Regions from separate parts of the Homo sapiens genome. Here region 2 is linked to region 1. Evidence: chromatin contacts called from ENCODE Hi-C or POLR2A ChIA-PET data. All regions are on one chromosome and are shown on one strand. Each heading gives the region's core, a stretch centred on a gene start or an enhancer-like site at or near the end of the contact. The rest is flanking DNA. Distances are from core to core; before and after follow the strand shown.

Evidence for each region. Hi-C counts contacts between places; a loop is a spot of excess contacts on that map. ChIA-PET counts read pairs that join two places held with the same protein, here RNA polymerase II (POLR2A). Pooled maps may share reads with other maps.
Region 2: a loop to region 1 is called in a map of naive thymus-derived CD4-positive, alpha-beta T cell, with 11 times the contacts of the local background. The contact joins the promoter of PRDM4 here to the promoter of ABTB3 in region 1. A Hi-C loop is called at or near these places in 2 of 168 maps with a recorded cell type or tissue (both naive thymus-derived CD4-positive, alpha-beta T cell) and 8 of 50 pooled maps. POLR2A ChIA-PET finds 5 or more read pairs at or near these places in 1 of 52 experiments (activated CD4-positive, alpha-beta memory T cell).

The regions. Positions count from the first base shown.
Region 1 is chr12:107,313,930-107,320,859 of GRCh38, forward strand. ABTB3 (ankyrin repeat and BTB domain containing 3) reads left to right here and starts at 4,505. Exons shown (of 17, transcript NM_001018072.2): 1 at 4,505-6,146. The coding sequence starts at 5,012. RefSeq lists an enhancer at 5,007-5,726.
Region 2 is chr12:107,759,001-107,762,386 of GRCh38, forward strand. PRDM4 (PR/SET domain 4) reads right to left here and starts at 2,137. Exons shown (of 12, transcript NM_012406.4): 1 at 1,957-2,137; 2 at 1,505-1,771. The coding sequence starts at 1,515. PRDM4-AS1 (PRDM4 antisense RNA 1) reads left to right here. Exons shown (of 5, transcript NR_120474.1): 5 at 772-968. RefSeq lists silencers at 1,688-1,797, 1,848-2,427.

The sequences.
Region 1 (6,930 bases), core at 3,255-5,754:
TGAGGAAAAATCACAATGTGAAATAACTTGCAGAATAATCCCAATTACGTTAAAATATATGTGTTTAAACAAAAAGGCTGGGGAAAAAATTAAAAGGCTAGAAGGAAATACTACAAGAAGTTGTTAATGTTGGTTACCTCCATGGCATGGGATTTTGGCTGACTTAAACTTTCTTAATTTTTTGTGCTTGCAGACACTGAATTTTCAAATAGTATGGGGCTAATATTTACCATTTGATTGACTTGTTTATTATTATCAGTGTTGGGATCACTCACTCCCAGTTGCTTAACAGTATCATGAATGATTTACCTTCGTCAACCAAATGGACGTGTGCTTTGGTTTATTCATAATTCTAAGGATCACATTCATTCGTACTAGCACTATGTTGTGGACAAGATCCCTGCATTTAAGAATTGTGCCATCTGCAAGGGGAGAGAAGACATTTATAGCATAAGAAGAGGAAAGAGCATGTCTGCTGAGAAATAGCAAAATCTCCTAGAGGAGGTGGCATTTCAGCCCAGTCTTGAAGGATAAGTAGAATTTTTAATGAAACATTTGTTTTATTTTTCTTCTGACTCTATAAGAAATAAATGCTTATTACAGAAAACAGGAAAATGTGAGAGCTATTAACAGACATTTATAGGGTTATTATCAAGGTGGAACACTGTGCCAAATCCTACAGAGCATATTTTTAAAATCTCATTTAATCCCCCTTCCCCACTCCCAGAAACCCTATAAAGTGAGTGCGATTACTTTGTTCATTTCAAAGGCAAGGAGATAGATGTGCAAAGGGATTGAATGAGCGACTTCAGGATACGCGATTGGAAAAGCAGCAGAGATAGTACTGGAACCCAAGTCAACCTGGTGAAAGAGTCAACATACAGCCCATTGCTTTCAGTCCCTTTTTCCCTCTCCATGAGGTTTTTCCCTCATGGAGAAAATGAGGATTCTCTTGCTGCCTGCATTCTACTGAGTGTTCATCACTTTAGATAGATGATAGTAGCTGAAGGCATGGGGTAGGTGAGATCACCAGGGAAACATACAGAGAAGAGAGAAAGGCCTTGGGAACAAGCCCTAAGCTCAGAAATGGGACACCTTCCCAGGTCGGGGCTGGTGGAGAAGAGGCAGCATCAGGGAAAACACAGTGGAGCTAAGCTTGGATCTGAACATTAATGGTTGAGAAGGAAGGATGGAGAAGTGGAGGTGCGAGAAGAATGCCACAAGCAAAGGGAGCAGCATTTGCAAAGGCATATCAGATGCAAGAGACAATATGTTACCTTGGAAAATCAGCAAGCGATTTCAGGATGGCCGCAGCATAGGGTGCATGCGTATGTGAGTATGCCTGCCTATGAGTGCATGCATGTTTCTGTGTGTAGGTGTGTGAGTGTATCTGTGTATATCTGTGTGTCTACATGAGTGTGAGTGTGTGTTCAGAAGGCTGGGGTGATGAGACCCTAGAGAGGAAGTACAAATATCTCTTCAAGATAGAGATTTTATTTCATTTAGGTATATACTCAGAAGTGGCATTGCTGGATCATATGGTAGTTCCATTTTTATTCTTTTTCTTTGGGTGGGGGGAACTTCCATACTCCTTTCTGCAATGGCTGTACCAATTTACATTCTGGCCATCCATCAATGTACAAGGGTTCCCTTTTCTCCACATCCTTGCCATCCATCCCTTATAAAGGTTTATGATATTATGGAAAGAGTCTGGAAACACAGTGAGATCTGGAAACAGATCCCTGAAATTCAGCTAATCAGTAGAAACTTTATCTGGAAGGTAATGGAGAGCCTTTGAATTTCTTTTTTGATAATTACAAAAAATGATAAAATGAAAACAAGGCTTTCAGAAGATTCTTGGGCTGGATGGTTTGGAGAAGGTAGGGGCAGGAGAACAGGAGACCAGTTGGTAGGAAAGTATAATAGTCAAAGTGGGAGGTGATCAGCATGTATATGAGCATAGCAGCTATAGGGCAATGGCAGATTTGAGGCTCACTGGTATGAGAAACATGAGACAATTCATGAGATTATCTGAGAAAGTCTATTGACTCCCACCACCACCCAGGTTTACTGAGGTATGATTGAAAAATAAAAATTATCTATATTTAGGGTGGATAATGTGATGTTTTGACATACATGTACATTGTGAATGATGATCACAATCAAGCTAAATAACAGATCCATCACCTCACATATTTACCTTCTGTGTGTGATGAGGACATGTGAGACTACTCTTTTAACAAATTTCAAGTATATAACATGTTATTATTTACTATAGTCATCATGCTATACATTAGCTCTCCAGAACATATTGATCTTACAACTGAAAGTTTGTGGCCTTTGACCAATATTGTCCCCTTTTTGCCCACACTCCAGCCCCTGGTAGCCACCATTCTACTTTTTGTTACTATGAGTTCAACTTTTTTTTAAAGAGTCGACGTATAAATGAGATCATGCAGTACTTGTCTTTCTGTGTCTGGCCTATTTCACTTAGGATAATATTCTCCAAGTTCATGATGTTACTGCAAATGACAGGATTTCCTTCTTTTTTAGAGCTGAATAATATTCCATTGCAGATATATACACACCACATTGTCTTTACCCATTTATCTGTGGATGGACACTTAGATATGTTTCCACATCTTGGTTATTGTGAATAAACTGCAATGAACATGGAAGTGCATCTCTCCCTTCAAGACAGAGATGTTCTTTTCCTTTTTTTTTTCTTTCTTTTGAGATGGAGTCTCACTCTGTCACCCAGGCTGAGGTGCAGTGGTGCAATCTTGGCTCACTGCAACCTCTGCCTCCTGGGTTCAAGCAATTCTTGTGCTTCAGCCTCCCGAGTAGCTGGGACTACAGGTGTGCACCACCATGCCTGGCAAATTTTTGTATTTTTAGTAAAGATGGGGTTTCACCATGTTGGTCTGGCTGGTCTCCAACTCCTGACCTCAAGTGATCTGCCCGCCTCAACCTCCCAAAGTGCTGGCATTACAGGCGAGAGCCACTGCACTCGACTGAGATTTTATTTTCTTTGGGTGTATACTCAGAAGTGGGATTGCTGGATCACATGGTAGTTCTATTTTTATTTTTGGGAACCTCCATGCTGTTTTCCATAATGGCTGTACTCATTTACACCCCACCATCAGTGTACAAAGGTTCTCTTTTTTCCACATCCTTGCCAACACTTGTTATCTTTTGACTTTTTGATAATAGCCATCCTTACAGGTGTGAAGTGATATTTCATTGTGGTTTTGATTTGCATCTCCCGAATGATTAGTGATGTTGAGCATATTTGCATATACCTGTTGGCCATTGTTGAACATTCAAAGCAACAATTTAAAAGCATATCCTTACGTCCTTCATCAATTTACAACAAATATTTACTGAGCACTTATACTGTGCCAGGACTATGCATGGGAACCCCTAGCCCAGTGTAGAATCCAGACAAGTAACCAGGCTTTTGCAACCTAGTGTTGCAAGGGCCCAGAAATCAGCAACCACAGAAGGGGATAGAGGCAGTGGAAGCACCGAAGCCAGTCTTGAAACATCTGGGCCAGCTTCCTATAGGAGGGGATTCTAAGCTGAGAGACACAGTGTGCGGAGCTAGGAATCCCCATGTGTGTAAGATATGGTTTCTGCCTGGGTGGGTGGGGACAGACAAGTAGATGACACGATGCTATTTGACACAGGAATGCAGCTAAGCCATGCATATATATATTATATCTTTCTTTAGTCAGGAAAGAAGATTCTCCTTTGAGCAAATTTACTCCTTTTAAGAAGGCCGAGCTATTTGGAAAGATGCCCACCAGGATGGCAAAGTGGTGCTTGAGCCCTCCCTGCAGCACACGCCCAGGACTTTGAAGCAGGGACAGGGTCCTCCTGGCTACTGAAAGGAATCGAGTTAACGCGCCCTAGTGGCAGGTGGCGAATGGCCGGAGATCCGGCCTCCCAGTGGTGTCCACCGCCACGGGCCTCCGCTCGACAGGCTTATTTCCCTCCATGCTGGAGCAAACCCCGGCTGAAAGAGGGCCGCACTAATTGGTTTGCGTACCCGAAGTGGGAATAGAGAGGGAGGAAAACCATGTTTCAGGTGTTACGGGGGGAAAAAAGTGAAATGCGAACCGCAGGGGAGAGAGCGACCGTCAGGCAGACACCTTGTGAACCGCGGTGGAGAGCACACCTAGGTGGGGAGGTCACCGGCCCAACCCACCACCCTCCGGGAGAATGCGGGCAGGGACAGCAGCAGGGGGCAGCATCCACGTCTCTACGCTTGCAAGGGTTCCCCAAGTCCCTGGCCACTGCTCCCCACTTCCTGCAGCCTCGGTGTCCGCCGGGGGCGTGTGTGAGGGGCGGGGCCGCATGGGGAGGAGGGATTTAAAAAAAAAAAAAAAAAGCGAGGTAATTAGCATTCTCCGATTCCACTGGCTCTCCGCCGCCCCTGCTTTGCATACGCCCGTCCCACTGGCTGCCCGGGGTTTGCTGGGGTTCGGCAAGGTTTGCAGCCGCCACGGCCGCTGCTGCGCTCCGGTGCAGGGCAGGCTGGCGCCGAGCGAACCAGGGCCGGGAACTGGGAGCCGGGAGCCGGGAGCCAGCTGCCCGCGGAGCTGCGGCGGCGGCGGCATCTGGGGTGGTCTCAGTCCCACGAACACCGTGGCCGGCGCCCGGTGGCTACTGCGCCCAGCGGGGCTCAGGGAAGAGCGGTCTAGACACTTTTTATTTTGGAAGAAAGGGGCAAGCCCCGGCGGGAGCTTCCTTCCCGGCCTGGCTCGCTCCCCATTGCGCCCAGCTCCGGCCCGGACTCTGGAAGATGACTCCAGGGTCTGCTCTGTATATTCCAGCGGCGGCAGTTCCGGGAGGCAGCCGAAAGTACTAACAGTTGGTAGCAGCGGCTAGTGGAAAAGTGAGCCAAGGCGGCGCGGACTCGGCTCTCCCCGCGCCCCGCGGCACTCGCTGCTCCTCGCCGCTCCTTCCCTTTGGCTCCCAGGCGGCTGCAGCATGAAGTGGCGCAGCGATGGCCAGGAGAGGTAAGAAGCCCGTGGTGAGAACGCTGGAGGATCTGACGCTGGACTCGGGTTATGGTGGCGCGGCGGACTCGGTGCGCTCCTCCAACTTGTCTTTGTGCTGTTCCGACTCGCACCCGGCGTCCCCGTATGGCGGGAGCTGCTGGCCGCCTCTAGCTGACTCCATGCACAGCCGGCACAACAGCTTTGACACTGTCAACACTGCCCTGGTGGAAGACTCCGAGGGGCTGGACTGCGCCGGCCAGCACTGCTCGCGGCTGCTGCCGGACCTAGACGAGGTCCCCTGGACTCTCCAGGAGCTGGAGGCGCTGCTGCTGCGTTCGCGGGATCCCCGGGCAGGCCCGGCGGTCCCCGGCGGCCTGCCCAAGGACGCGCTGGCCAAGCTGTCGACGCTGGTGAGCCGGGCGCTGGTGCGCATAGCCAAAGAGGCGCAGCGCCTGAGCCTGCGCTTCGCCAAGTGCACCAAGTACGAGATCCAGAGCGCCATGGAGATCGTGCTGTCCTGGGGCCTGGCCGCGCACTGTACGGCGGCTGCGCTGGCCGCACTGTCCCTCTACAACATGAGCAGCGCCGGCGGCGACCGCCTGGGCCGCGGCAAGTCGGCCCGCTGCGGCCTCACCTTCTCCGTGGGCCGCGTGTATCGCTGGATGGTGGACAGCCGCGTGGCGCTGCGCATCCACGAGCACGCCGCCATCTACCTGACAGCCTGCATGGAGAGCCTCTTCCGGGACATCTACTCGCGGGTCGTGGCCTCCGGGGTGCCCCGGAGCTGCAGTGGCCCTGGGTCAGGCTCGGGCTCCGGCCCAGGCCCGAGCTCGGGCCCTGGTGCGGCCCCCGCGGCGGATAAAGAGCGGGAGGCGCCCGGGGGAGGAGCGGCGAGCGGCGGCGCCTGCAGCGCAGCCAGCAGCGCCAGCGGGGGCAGCAGCTGTTGCGCCCCGCCGGCCGCCGCGGCCGCCGCAGTCCCGCCGGCAGCCGCCGCCAACCACCACCATCACCACCACCATGCGCTCCACGAGGCGCCCAAGTTCACCGTGGAGACCCTGGAGCACACGGTCAACAACGACTCGGAGATCTGGGGTCTCCTGCAGCCCTACCAGCACCTGATCTGCGGGAAGAACGCCAGCGGTAAGTGTCTGCGCGGGTGCCACTCCCTCTCACCTAACCTGGCCAACTCTTGGCGCAAGTTTGCCTCGCGTCCCCCTCCCGCGTCTTCCCAGCCACGCGCTGCTGTCCCAAGCCGCTGAGGAGGCGGCCGGGCTGGAGGTAGCCAGAACAAGAGGTTGCCTGTTTGCTCCTGCACTCGGGTGCGCGTATTTCACGCTGCTGGTGCTGTCCCAGGTCCGGGAGCGCGAGGTTCCGCCCCCGGTGCGGGGCGGGGCGACAGCTGCCTCCAGCAGGCAGTGAGCAAAACCCAGCACCATTTTTTGGAGCAGGGTTGAGATCATTTGCGCTTAGTACATATACTCCACCCCTGCACTGTTTGTTTTGACCTTGAAGATGCCACTTCCCTGGGCGCATGAATTGGGCTCCCTAGGACTTGGGAGGAGGCGCGTTCCGCTCTCCGCAATCCAGTGCTCCCACTTCCCCACTCCCTCGGGGGGCACGCAGTGCACGGGGGAAGGAGGGGCCTGGCGGCCGTACCGGCTGAATGGTTGAAAGCTTGCACGGCCTAGACAGTCGTAAAGGTGTGTGTGGTGAGACTGGGGTGCGGGAAGACTTGTCGGTGCCAAGTTTTTCCAGAGCAGTTTTTGAGGGCTAGAGCACACAGCTGGTGGGGGCTGCGGGATGGACAAAGCCCCCAATTCCAGCCTCCCAGCTCTTGGCCTCTCCATTCCCTCTGGCAGGGAGCTGCAGCTCTCACCACTTGGCTGAAGGAGCGCCTCTGGGGATCTGGGCAGGATGGAGCTGG
Region 2 (3,386 bases), core at 887-3,386, 440 kb after region 1:
GATTTACACCTGTAATCCCACACTTTGGGAGGCCAAGGCAGAAGGATCGCTTGAGCCCAGGACTTGGAGACGTCCCTAGGCAACACAGTGAGACCCCTGTCTCTACTAAACATTTTTTTTAACTTAGCCAGGCATGGTGGTTCGTGCTTGTGGTTCCAACTACAGGGGAGGCTGAAGTGGGGAGGTCGGGGCTACAGTGAGCTCTGCCTGTACCTCTACACGCCAGCTGGGGTGACAGAGTGAGACTGTGTCTTAAAAACAAAAAAAGCAAAAAATCCCTGTAGCCTAAAGAAAACATATCTACCTTAATTTTGAAAGTTGCTGGGCTTGAGTTGGTTTAAAACAGACTTTTCCCTAACTCTTTATAGCTACAACCATAATTAAAACACTACAATCACTACAGCTGTAACAGCCTACTTAACAAATTGGTTACAATATTTTTTTAAAAGTACAACTACAAGTCTGCACCTTCAACTCTCATTCTGAAAATTCCTGAATATTTATTTAATTTCAAGATAAAAATCAGCATGGTGTTTCTAGGTTGACTCCTAGGCCTTCTCAAACCAGTTCAAACCAGAGTTTAATGCGAGAGGCTCAGCAGATTTCTGCTTTGTTGTGAGTCACTAAAACGTGATGACCTCAGCAGCCATAAACCAAAGGTAATGAGTATCCCACAGAGAGAAGGCAGATGAAGGGAATGTACAATATGATCCTCATAAGACTTTCTCATTCTAAAATGCAGTTCTATTCTCATTTTCTTTCTCCTATGAGATTCTAAGAAGCAATCCCGGAAGAAGGCAAGAATCAAGATACTAAGCTCTATCTTCCCTACTCATTTAGGGTAAAATAATTTCCTACACAGTTCTACAGTTTATGTGTGTGTTTCTAACTGACCTATGCAACCATCTGCCAGTTGCTGATTTTACACCTTTTTCTTCGCATAAAATATAATAAACTAACTGAAATGCAGCCACTTTGAAAAATGCAGTGGGGCTTCAATAATTTCAATGAATTTGTGCCTTATCTTCCTTATTCTAAACATACGGCCTTTGAAAGGGCCTTGAAAAAACAGCCAAATGCAACAATTTCTGTGGCCTGCTTCTGTACTTAAACATCAGCATGAAGCTTGCAGAATTAAGAACTTAATTCCCTCACTATCGTCCCTGCCATACCAGCAAAACTCAAGGTGAAGCATAATAAGATAACAATACACGTTGGAATCCGGAAAAATATATTAAACGCTCAAATAACTGAAAGACACAGGAAAAGGTGTCAACAAGCCAACAATAAACGTGTGGCTACTGGGAACAACTTTCCACATGTGGAGTAAATTAGGATGCATGAGATTACATTCCACCCAACACTAGTTTCTGGATTTGTTTCCTTTGCAAATCACACCTGTAACCTTCTCAATGGCACCAAAAACAACGGCACTGACCCTGGACACTCACTCGCCAGAGTTTCCAACGATGTCACCAGTGCTGAAGCCCACCTCCCTACTCACCTGTGATGCATCGGCTTGGGGCCAAATATCAGAGAAAGGAGCGCTCGGGTGGTGGGGAACAGGCATCAGGGTTTGCGTTCCAGGGTCACGTGCTACCACATCTTGCTCACAACCGCTGCACCGACGCGGCCACTCGTCCCCGGGGTCGCCCGGGGCCGCCCAACTTCTCCCGAGGGCCGGTGGCCGTGCACCCCGCCACGGGTTGGGGCATCTCGGGGAACACCTGGGGCCTTCCGTCCAGAAGCTTCGGGAAGGGGGCTGCCCAACCTGGGGGAGTGGGGACAAGAGCGGTCACCAAAACCACAACAAGGTCGCAGCCCCCATCCCAGCTACCCGAAAGCCCCAGGCGCTGCCGACACCGCCACCCAAGGGCTGTGGATTAGCCCGCCCGCGGCCCGCAGGCCGGGCCGCCGCGCCCCGCCCCGCTCCGGCCGGGCCCGCGCGCAGCCCACCTGCCAGCTGCGCTGGGGGCGCACGCGCCTGCCCCACTGCTTTGTTCCTCATCCGGGCAGAGTTCGCCTCGGGGCCCTGCCCGTCCGCTCGGCCCCCTCACCCCGGGGGCCGCTGCCCTAACGTTTCCCGTCCCGCCCGGCCCTTCCCGGCCCGCGGCCTCCTCTGGGCCGCACCCTCTGCGGCGCGTTTCCGGATCCTCAGCCACTCTCAGCGCCCGCCGCTCCGCCCCTCGTGCGTGCGCCCTCCCCGCCGCGGCCCGCAAGCGGCGCCCGCGCACCGCGTCGCCCTTCTCCCAGCCCAGGCCCCTCCGCGCGTGCGCACGGCAGAGGCACTGGCCGCGAGAGGCTCGGCCGGGAGTTCCGCGTCTCCATCCGGCCGGGTAGAATCGAGCGCCGAGCGATCGGCCCATGGTTGCTAGGCGACCAGGGCTGCTGTTCCTGCAGGGATTGAGTTTTGAATCCCCTAAATCCCGCAGACTCAGGATTTCGTCTTCATGACATTCCCCTACTAGAGAAGCATGGGTCCACACAAAGCCCCCAAAATTCGAAGTATGGGATTTGGCCCCGAGGGTTGCCTCTGCTGCCCAGGAGGAATTGGGATTCTATCCTGAATATTTTCGGCCGTCTGCTACACCTGAAGGCTGCCCAGTTTCCCTGCTTCCCGTCGTAAATGCTGGGGTTTGGGATTTTAAACAAAATTTCCTTCCCCTTTTCTCTGCCCTCAGTTCTCTACTGCGCGCCAGGCACTGTGCCTAACGCTAGGAGTACCGAGATGGCTTTAAAGGAAGGTGGTCCCAAGCTCCTGAGCAGTAGACGTTGAAATTACACCACACTGCCTGGTGGCTCCCTTACACCAGCAGAACAGCAGACCCAGGAATTCTTCCTGTCATTCACAAAGCGTCTGTTGAATTACATCTCAAACCTAGGGATACAGAGCAAGGCACAAGCCCTGACCTTCACCTGCCTGCAGTCTAGTGGGAACTGATGAATTTTGAAAATTCAGTCTAATGTGAAAGGGTAGAGGCACATGCAACCTTTTGGACGAGAGCTGGGAGGGGTGTCAACCCCCATAATGTTTCCCTTCGTTTACTTCTCATGGGGGGAAAGCACATTCCAGATGAGGAAACTTCACTGAACATTGGCAGGCAGGTCACATTGGTTTTGCTCTCTGTTGACAACAAATAGAAATCTAAATCAAGAAGGTCATCATCTCAACTGAGAGACAGTATTCCCTGAAATGCCACTTCAAATCTGGAGCCTAGAGAATGATGATGTATCTTATTACCGGCCGAATGCTTTCACTAGGTTTGGGTTTGGATGTCTGTTCTTTTGGAACAATTTTATTAAGTTGAGAGGTGAACATAAAAATCAGGTCACATAAATGTAAGAGCTAAAACCATAATACTTACAGAGGAAAATAAAGGCAAAAA